Linked DNA regions of Mus musculus: region 2 is linked to region 1. A link is a loop called in an ENCODE intact Hi-C map of the cell type or tissue named here. Cell type or tissue: heart. All regions are shown on one strand.

Evidence for each region. A loop is a pair of places that touch in the nucleus more often than their neighbours do. Peaks named below come from ENCODE experiments on the same cell type or tissue, not always from the same donor. Only the 100,000 strongest peaks of a DNase experiment are listed, where the experiment ranks them.
Region 2: a loop joins it to region 1, with 4 times the contacts of the local background. A loop is called at or near these places in 6 of 42 quality-filtered maps.

Annotation. Positions count from the first base shown.
Region 1 is chr14:103,340,169-103,345,168 of GRCm38, forward strand. All of the region lies in intron 1 of Mycbp2 (MYC binding protein 2, E3 ubiquitin protein ligase), which reads right to left. Among named protein-coding and RNA genes, the nearest start is that of Mycbp2, 4.1 kb to the right of the region's middle. In heart, no CTCF peak of the experiment used is centred here; no DNase peak of the experiment used is centred here; H3K4me3 peaks cover 380 bases.
Region 2 is chr14:103,097,808-103,102,807 of GRCm38, forward strand. It overlaps Fbxl3 (F-box and leucine-rich repeat protein 3), which reads right to left and starts at 1,725. Exons shown (of 5, transcript NM_015822.3): 1 at 1,355-1,725. In heart, no CTCF peak of the experiment used is centred here; DNase peaks (open chromatin) are centred at 1,224 and 1,894; H3K4me3 peaks cover 2,477 bases; H3K27ac peaks cover 1,877 bases.

The DNA.
Region 1 (5,000 bases):
AGGGGATTTGAAATGTAAATACATAAAATATCCAATAAAAACTGTCTTTCCTCTAGGCAAACAGGCCAGGCACTACCACATCATCACAGAGCCAACTTATGGATGCAGTGAATAGGAAGCATGCCTGGGGAATTCAGCTACCTTCTCTTTTAGTTCTTAATAGTCCCCAAATCTAGAAAAGCATGTGACTCAATCTGGGAAGGAAGGTGGGTAATCTGGGAGGCTAACTGTAGCCCCGCCACACTGCCACTGGTATAGGACACCAAAAAGCACTCTCTAATAAATACAGAAAGATTAGCAGAATTCTAAGAGGGGAAAAACATTTTTAAACTTTTAATAAAATTACTGATTCGGTCAAAGACTATCAAAGGATATTAAAACCACTCGGTGAAAGGTGCAGAGTGCCAGTCCTTACTCCCACAGTTCTTTATTACAAGGGGAAGGTCTGTTGGGTACTGGTGTTAGCACCACTGCAAGTAAGGAAAGCCAGTAACTTGGGGCTGGGGCAACATGCAGTGCTTAGTACCATACACAAGATGTTCCTGCTAAGATGTTTACAAGAATCCAATGAAGTCTTAAGGCCTAATTTCCATTTACATAAAACACAGAATGGAAGACAGAAGTAGCAACAATACGTATGGCCCTGCCCTAAAATGAACTAGACTGACATACTATTATAGAAAAGGTAAAAGGCTAGATAGTCATAATGGGAGGCAGGAGTGTGAGGCCCTAAAAAAGCTTTCTGAAGTGGTGAAAATAGTCTAAGATTCATTAAGTGACTGTTTAAGGAGGGTTAATTTTATTATATATAAATTAAATCTTAACCTAACCACCCCCCAAAAAGAATTGACACATTTAATCAGTCTTTGAGTAAAACAGGAAATTATTTTTTGAACTTCTAAACTGAATAGCTTATAATATAAAAATATTATGATTAAATTAACATACTTAAATTTATTAAATGAACATATTTTTTATAAGATCCAATATTTTTTCACTTCTTTTGTGCTAGGAGACTAATTCATTTTACATTTTTTACCAATCAGTATACCAACAGAGTAGTACCATTGTCTTAATGTGTTTATAGAACATACAGAACTTCACAGATTTAACACCTATGTGAAGAAAAGTATTAACTACCACCCAACACAGATACACATACACTAACTCAACCCCGCATCATTCCGTAGCCTACTTCTATAATAATGTTTCTTCTTAACTCAAAACTATCAGGATTTTCCCAGAAATTCTGATCAAAATTTAATTTTTCTTGTTCTTCCAGATACTGTCCTTTTGGCTAATCTCTCCAATCCTGCAATGAATTCTTACTCCCCTCTCTCTCCTGATATCTACATCCTAGCATTAATAAAAATGTTAGCATCACTTACACACAGACTGCCTTCCTCACCTGTGCTCCTGCAGCTGAGCAGGGCCAGGGCACCATCACGTAACAGTTGTTGAAGTATCTGCCTTTTATCTTTCATCCCCAGACATACAACACACTCAAGACTAGGAACTTCAACATCTAGTAACCTTCAACATTCATAGGTTTGACTCCTTAACCTCTTACAACCCAAATTCTAAGCACAGATGGAATGGACTCAAATACCATTTCTGTTCTGTTCTGTTTTCCTGTGAGATAGAGTACCAGGGCCAGAGGCTGGCCTTGAAGTTGTTATATATCAGAAGCTGGCCTTGAACTCCTGACCTTCACCACCCACAGGCTGGGCTTATCAGAGTATACTAACAAGCCAGTCAAATGGCATTTCTAACAAAAAGAAAGTAGTAATAAAGAAACTAGTTTAGCTTTAAAATAAGGACAGGAATCCTCATTTAGTAAAGTGTTCTCTGGTACTCAGAGCAGGGCTGCTCTCCTGCTCTGCTAGCCCCAGAGTGCAGGCTTTTCTTTCTAGCTCAGCTTACCACTTCCCTCCCAGCACTGCTTCCCCTTCCCCACAGTCAAGCAAAGCTTTCAATTTCTACTTTTCTTTGACCTCCAGTCACACTTTTACCCTGAATCAGTCAACTAAAAGTTTTCCTCATCTATCTTCTAACTAGGAAGGTTTATTATAATAAGCAGATTGGAATTGTAAATATTACTTTAATAATAACAACAGCAGCCAACATTTAAAAGGCATTTAACATGTGTGGCCAAACAGCCTTTAGATTACTGTAAAAAGGCCAGCTCTAGTGTACTCACCTGTAATCATCAGAATGCCGAACCAAGAGGATAACTTTTATTTCTGGGCTACATAGTGATCCTGTTAGGGTTACATGAGATCCCACCTCAAACACATAAAACCAAACATTCAGGCAGCTGACACAAGAGCTGTAACTCCAACCACCAGCAATGTTATAAGTTCCAGACCTGAAAACGTCTACAGAGCAGAATCAATCTCAGTCTATCTCTCTCTCTCTCTCTCTCTCTCTCTCTCTCTCTCTCTCTCACACACACACACACACACACACACACACACACACACATACACACATACACTGCAACCTAACACATAAAAAGGTAAAACTGGCATCAAAGGTAATCTACATGCTGTGAAATCCTATCACAGAAGTGTGGCACTTCCCAAATGGAAACTTATCTTGCCACTCAGAAAACTGAGGAAACTTTTTTTTTTCTGCCTTCCCTGGCTGGTCACTTTCTCTGAGAAAATGTTATAATTTCATCCAGTCTTACTCATTCAAAACCATACATATTCAGTCACTGAATGCATAAAAGCTATTCCCATAGTCAGCAATTATTGATCCAAAAACCAAGAGTTACAAGCAAGACTATTGCCTCTCTCCGTATCCTCAAACCCCTCACTTTCAAAAAAAAACAAAACCCCTAATATTTAATAACATATAACATTCCAAGGACTTGATAAGTATTTGTTCATCTAATCTATAAAATAATGCAATTATTATCTCCACTCTATAAGAAAACCAAGACATGAAAGTTATGTAACATTCAAGGTTACACAACTAGCAAATGACAGGACAGGCAGGACTTAGAGCCAGTGTAGTGTCAAGAGTCCAAGCTCTGAGCCATTTTGTTAAAATACCTTCAAAATCAAGCCTACCTTAGGCTTAAATCTTATACCCAAAACAACCTATAATACTGAAATTGTTCAACTTGGGCTGATAATTCACTTATATATTTGTTCCCTGAAGCACATGTTTTCTCTTCTCTTAAGGCTTTTATAATTTCCTCATATGCACTTCCAGATCTCCTTCCTCCTTACACGTCAAGTTAAATGCCAACTCCCAGTGAGGACTCTGCCGGCCCTATCACTGTAGTAGCTCAATCCATGAAGCTGACTGTATTTCTTTCATCATTATCAAAGAAATTACCAGTTGTTACCAGCACCCCCAGTGCACACTGCAAAAACAGTGAGATCCCATCTGTTGTACTTAAGGCTGTGCCTTTAATGTCTACAACAGTGCATAATGTAGACACTTACTGACACAATAAATGCCAAAAAATGATGCCACCCATTCAGATCACCAGAAAGAATACCTATGGCACTCATCTTCAATAAAGTTATCAGTCTGCATACTTAGAAACACTTCCTTCTCTAGTAAAGGACGATCAATCCTTAACTTTTCTAATGGCTAATCTGTCATGATAAAACTGCCTCCACTGATTTCTGTCAATTATTTCCTCTTTCAACTCTTTAATATCCTCTCTACTTAAGTTCCCATACTTGACTATCCCATTGCCCTCCAATAACCTTCTTGCATATTCCCCAGGTTATCCAATCCTTTCCATCTGCCCTCCCCTCTTTATGCTTATCCCAGTTATGACCACTTGGCTCAGAAGTTATCGGTGACTCAGAAACTGTTCTGGTTTTCTTCAGTATCTATCACTTCTGAAAAGATTCTCTTCCTCCCCTAGAGCCCGAGGCGCTCCTGCCTGCTCCTCTTCTGTTTTCTAATCTCCTCTCGTGGTTTCTTTTATTGTCTCCCCTTTCTCTCACCTTTACGCTTGATGCTCTCTAGAATTTCAGCCCTATTTCTATCTTTCCCATCTACCTCAATGCCCTACATAAATAAACTAATTCCCAATTCTTCCCTGCCATCCTTAGTTTTTTAGTAAGCAAATTTAATTCAATTCACAGTAAAGAACAGTTGTAGATAAAAATGGGGAGAGTGAACTATAGTAAACAATATTATGAACAAGCATCGGAAGGCATTATCAAAGTAAGGTTATTTTCCATAAATATTTCCATGAGATCAATAAACCAATTCCTTATATTTCATTGACAGTTTGTAGAAATTGATCAAACCATTAAATCACCAATTTTAAGTATATGAACCTATATTTAACTTTCTCTACTACTCCAAGTACATTTGTAGATACAAGAAAGTCATTATTTAAAAAGCAGTAAAAAGTCAAAATAAGAGTATACATCATAGATTATTGCATAAGTTTAGAAATAATATAATTTTAAATCGGTAAGAGGAATTTGTACAGATATATCACAGTACAATAATTTAGAGATGCATCACTCAAGCTTAAACCTAGCCCTCAAGGTAAATTCTGTAATGTGATGTGTGCTGCTTTCCAAAACCATCAGCAAGAACCATACCTATGACATTGTTACCTTCATCCTAAATAGCAAAGAGTAGTTATGATCATTTATATCCATGACTCAACTAAGGATGCACCCAATCCTGTCAACAAATAGATAAGGCTGCTTTATCTATAAAAACTGTGAATAAAGTTGGTCTTTACAACCCTCTCCAGCAGATAAGCCGTAACATAGACTGATACAGTAGCTAGATGTATGGACTAGAGACCTTCTATAACGGGAGAAAAGGGCATCTGGCGTTCCCTAATAAGTCCTAATAAGATTTAGTAAGGGAGGAAAAAAGAAACACTTCAGCAAACTCACTTTTAAAAATCCTACTATGCTTTTTGAATGCCCTGTAAGAGGCTATAGGAAGAAGCAAAGGGACTCCCAATTACCACTCTCAAAGCTGGCAAAAAGAGTCAGCAACCA
Region 2 (5,000 bases), 240 kb before region 1:
TAATGTCACTCTTAATGGAAAACTAATGGACCAAAGGTTAAAATGTGCTATGTACTATTAGGTGTAAAATTAACTAGTGAATAAATAGCTAATAACATTTTAAATATTGCTTTTCCTTGTTGGCCTTTTTAATTCGAAATTTCCAATGCTTTTATTTTAACTATCTGCACATGAAGCTCTGCTGCATAAAGAACAATTCGGTGCATTCACTAGTACACAACTAGTTTAGAGTAATGGGTTTTATACTGCTTCTAGTGGAAGTCAAAGTGCCCTTTATAGCTGAACAGGAAGAGTGTGGTGTATAAAACAGGACACTAAATATCAATGCGATTTCCTAAGCACAGAAAACTGGGCTCCAGCAGTTTTGATTTATTGCAGTGTTTCAAGAACCCAGAGAAAGTATGGTGGCAACAACTTTAGCTAGTGTTTACATCAAGTGTCCAAGATGCAACTAATGAGGGACACCCAGTAACTTGAGCATCACCAAGAATTAGTGAGCTAATCAAACATTTCCTTAAACTGAAACCAAGAGCCAAACTTCCCTTACTGTCTTTAAACATTTACATATTCTGGACATGCAAAAAATATTTTTTAAAAAATTTGTACTTTAGGTTTAAAAGTCCCGTTCTGGCATTACATTTGCATATGCCCTTTTGTTTTGTTTTTCATAGAAGGAAACCTAACACACATTCTTTGGCTGAAATACAAGAATGGAACAATACGAAAAAGATTAACTCTCAGAATGGTGAGAGCACAGTGGATATAGATGAACTGGGACTGGACACACAGACAAGACACAACCGGGAGCCGGCACACAGGTAACACGGGGCGGGTTACAGACATTTTAACATCTACAGGGACATTTTTTTTTTAAATTCGCCTTTTGGTGTAAGCAAAAGATACAAACATCTGGGCAAGTGGGATAGGCACCATTACCAACAAAACCGCCGCCCGCTCTCACCTCGCACGCGGCTCGGCGATGCCCTGCCCGGGCGGCTTCCGGGTGGTGGTCTGCAGCACGCGACCCGGGCGGCTGCCCCTAAGTTCACCAAGTTTTCCACCGTGCGCCTCCCCGGCCCGGCTTCCGCACACACTGACCGCCCAGGCCCCCGGGCTTTCCAGCCGCCTGCACCCGCGCCGCCCAGGGCGAGCCCGGAGGAGCCCGTCCTCCTCGCTGCCCCGCCACGCGCGGCCACCGAGCGCGCGCCGCGCCGGCCACGCCTTGTTGACAGACACCGAGGCCCGGGCGCGGCGGGGCGGGGCGTTGTTCCCGTCGCGCCCCGCGCGCGCCCCCGGCCGCCGCCGCCGACCTCCCCGCCCGACTCCGGGCTGCGGCCCCGAACCTCCGCCGTACCTGCTGCCGGGGGCGGCTTCCCCCACACAGCACCCCGGGCCGCGCGGACGACGGCGGCAGCGGCGGCGGCGGCTCCCGCGCCTCTCACATGAGGCCTCCCGGGGCCCCGTCTCCGAGCTCCCGCCGTCGCGGCCCCCCGCGCTCCGCCCGCATCCGAGACGCTGGTCCCGCGGCGGGCGCCGACGCGGCTCCACCTTTGCGGCTCCGGCTGCCCCGGTGTGTGGGGAGGAGAGCGTCGCGTCCCTTCTCTGTCCCGCGCGGTCTGTGTCCTTCGCCCCGGCACCTCCTCGTCGCCCGCCCGAGACGCCCTAGGCGAGCAGCGATCGACAGCAGCGAGCCCGAAGCTTCGGCCCAGTTAGGGAATCCAAAATGGCGCCCGCAGTTCGCGGCCGCGCGCTTGCCCCTGCGCGTCCCCGCCCGAGGGGGCGGGCGCGCGGCCGAAGGGGCTGGCCGGGCGCGCGCACCGAGGCGGCTCCAGCCTCCCGGGCTGTCCCTGGCCAAGTTTGTTTAGGGGCGGAATGTGGGCGGGTTGGTGTTCGCCAGACGTGGCTGGCCTTTCCCAGGGTTAAAACCGGAAAGTTTAGGGCGGGGGAGCCGACGCCAAAGGCGGAGGGAGTGTCTGCAGGGCGGGACGCACCCCTACCGGACGTAAACATCACCTGACAGCGACCCACCTCCGCGAGGAGGGCGCGGCCAAGGGAGCCTCTGAGGTTGCTGTCTGTACCTAGAAAAAGAATAAATAAATCAACGTGGTGGACGTTGCGATCACTACGGGTTTCTTAAGACAATATTTGCATTTCCATTTTTCCAAGGCTTTTTTTTAATGAGTCATAACTTTTTCAAAATCACATTTACTTATGAAACAGAACCCCCAAGTCTGAGATTTCTTTTCAGAAACACGTAAAGTGTGAAGAAGCAGATGGCTAATTAAAAAAAGACAACCCCCACTCCTCGCTCCCGGGTGGTGGAGCGTTTTGTAAGTCAAGGAGTCTTTTAAATGCTATCAAATATTTGACTTTTTTTTTTTTAAGTTTGGACTTGGAGATACTGAGTTTTTCCTAAAATAAGAAAAGTCCCCAGAAAATCTTAAGGTTAGCTGTATACCATGCCTTCTGCTTTTTCTGTGTTATTTCTCCAAAGTAAAGATCTCTTCTCTCTCTTTCGTTTCCTACCCTCCTCAGTTTTCTTTATACTGATTTTCATTTTGTAGATCAGGCTGGCTTGGAACTCTGAGATCCACCAACCTCAGCCTGCTCAATGCTGAGATTGAAGAAATGTGCCACCACACGGAACAAAAACATGCTGAACTTTAAAATGCTTTTATGTACTTGTTTTTAATTTACTATTAATTTTATAAGCTTTTCGTTTTGTTGTAGGTGTGAGTGTGCGCGTGTGCGCGCGGCGCGCGCATTTGAGTGCAGTGCCCGTGGTGTCTGGAGTGGATGTTGGATTCCTTGGAGCTGGAGTTATTTACAGGCAGATGTGAGCCACTCATCCTGAGCGCTGGGAACTGAACTCAGATCAGCTGGAAGAACAGCAAGCACTCTTAACTGCTAAGCTGTCTCTCTAGCCCAGAGTAAATTATTATATTTTTTAAAAGATGAAGTCATGAGAACAGGTTCTGTCACACACTTAAGACCGTCACCATATAATGTACATTTAAACAAACTAGAAGAAAGGAGTTTTAATCTTTTTAACCAGAAAAAAATATGTCTGAGGAGTTAGAATGACTAACCCGATTTAAACATTAGACGTTGTGTATATGAACTGAAGGGGCTGGAGCACTGCTCTGCAGTTAAGAGCGCTTGGTGATTTTGTAGAGAATTCCAGCTCCCACGTGGTTCACAGCCATTCATAACTCCAGTCCCCGGAGATCTGATTGGTCCTTGAAAGTGGAGCACAGACATACGTGCAGGCAAACACTGATACACACAAAATATTAAACATTTAAACTGAATACACTAATCAGAATATCACACATTATACCTTAGGAGGTGTAATCTTCTGTATTAATGATTTTAAAATGTCAAATAAATGAGAACAACTACTGAGAATAAGAGTCGAGGTGAGCACTGTTCATTAGGAATCTATGCAAGGTACTCGTGCAATTTAGGTTTGTAGCTCCACATTAAAAGTTAAAGGTCAGTTGGTGACAAGGCTCAGCTGGCAAAGCTACTTGCTGTTCAATCTCTTGACCTGAGTTTTATCTCTGGAAACCAAGGTGAATGTGGAGAACTGACTCCCTCTGACCTCATCTGGAGAGCACAAGGGACACACACACAAAGTTAAAGGGTGGCTGGAGAGTTGGCTCATTGGTCAGGAGGACACACCAGTTTTCACCCCCCCTCAATGGGCCACTCACAACTGCCTGTCATTCCAGCTCCAGGGGATTGGAGCGCATCTGCTCTCTCTCACATGCACAGACCCACATAAAGGGGACAACATCCATTTTATTTACGTAATCCAATACATCCAAAGTAGTATTTCTACATGTAAGCAATACAAAAAAAAAAAAATCAATCACTGGGCTATTTTCTGTTTTTCTCTGTGAGACTCAGTTGGTAAAGGGTTACTAACTAGTTCACAGGCTTAGGGAAGCCCAAAACATGTCAAGGATGTGAATGAAGCCCATTGTAAAATAACCAGAGGCTTAGTGGCTTAAAATAGTAAAAAAGGGAAAAAAGTATTTGTGCAATTCTGGACATAAAATATCCAAAACGGGCTAAAATCAAGGTGTCAGCTGGCCACGGCCTTTGGGATGTGAAGAGGGGAACCTGTTCAGCTGCTTTTCCAGGGCGTCTAGGTTCTTCATGCTTGACTTGTTCTTACATGTTTAAGGCCAACAGTGGATCATCACTGAGTCCTGTGTGTGCCTTCTCCCTCCCTCTATCCCACCCTTCTTCTCTCCCTCCCACCCTTCCTTTCTTCTTACCCTCACCCCCCCCCCCACACACACACACACTTGTATTCCCTATCAGAACCTGGTTGCTTCTTCTTTCCCCAACTGGGACCCTTCTGTTGACGTTGACCACACTAGTTAACCCACCCTAACCTCATTTCAAAGTCCATATCCTCCCATTTGCAAGCAATACATTACAAAGATGAAGAGCCGCAAAGTTGGGAAGGGCATCCTTGTGCGCCCTCCTAGCCTTAGCACAAAGGTTAGCTACCGTAAGCCATCAGTAAATGATTTAACTCCTTAAACTACACCTGCAATTTTCATGTTTGTGTTCTGTGTATGCCTTGTTTCCCAGAACTTAGCACGGTTCCACGCACCCATTAACTCACAGGATCCATTCAAGCGCCTGAGAGGAAGTCAGGGTTACTAAGCAACTGAGGACACAGCCTTGCCCTCATCAGAGCTTGTTGTCAAGTGCTGACCTGGATGGAGCAGGTGCTCAAATATTTATTAAAGAAGTCAACAAAGCCAGACAGTTTACATACACTTCTGAGGAATACTAATGCCTTCATTCTTAAACTCTCTCCAGCACAACCTCTCTCACTTCTGCTTTTAAAAACTTCCCAGTTTCTTCAGGACCCTACCTGAATTCGCTTATTTAGAGAAAATGTAGGGCATGTTGTTACAGAACCTGTAACTGAGAAACTGGTCCTAGAAGTGACTCTCTGAATCCATGGTTACTGATTG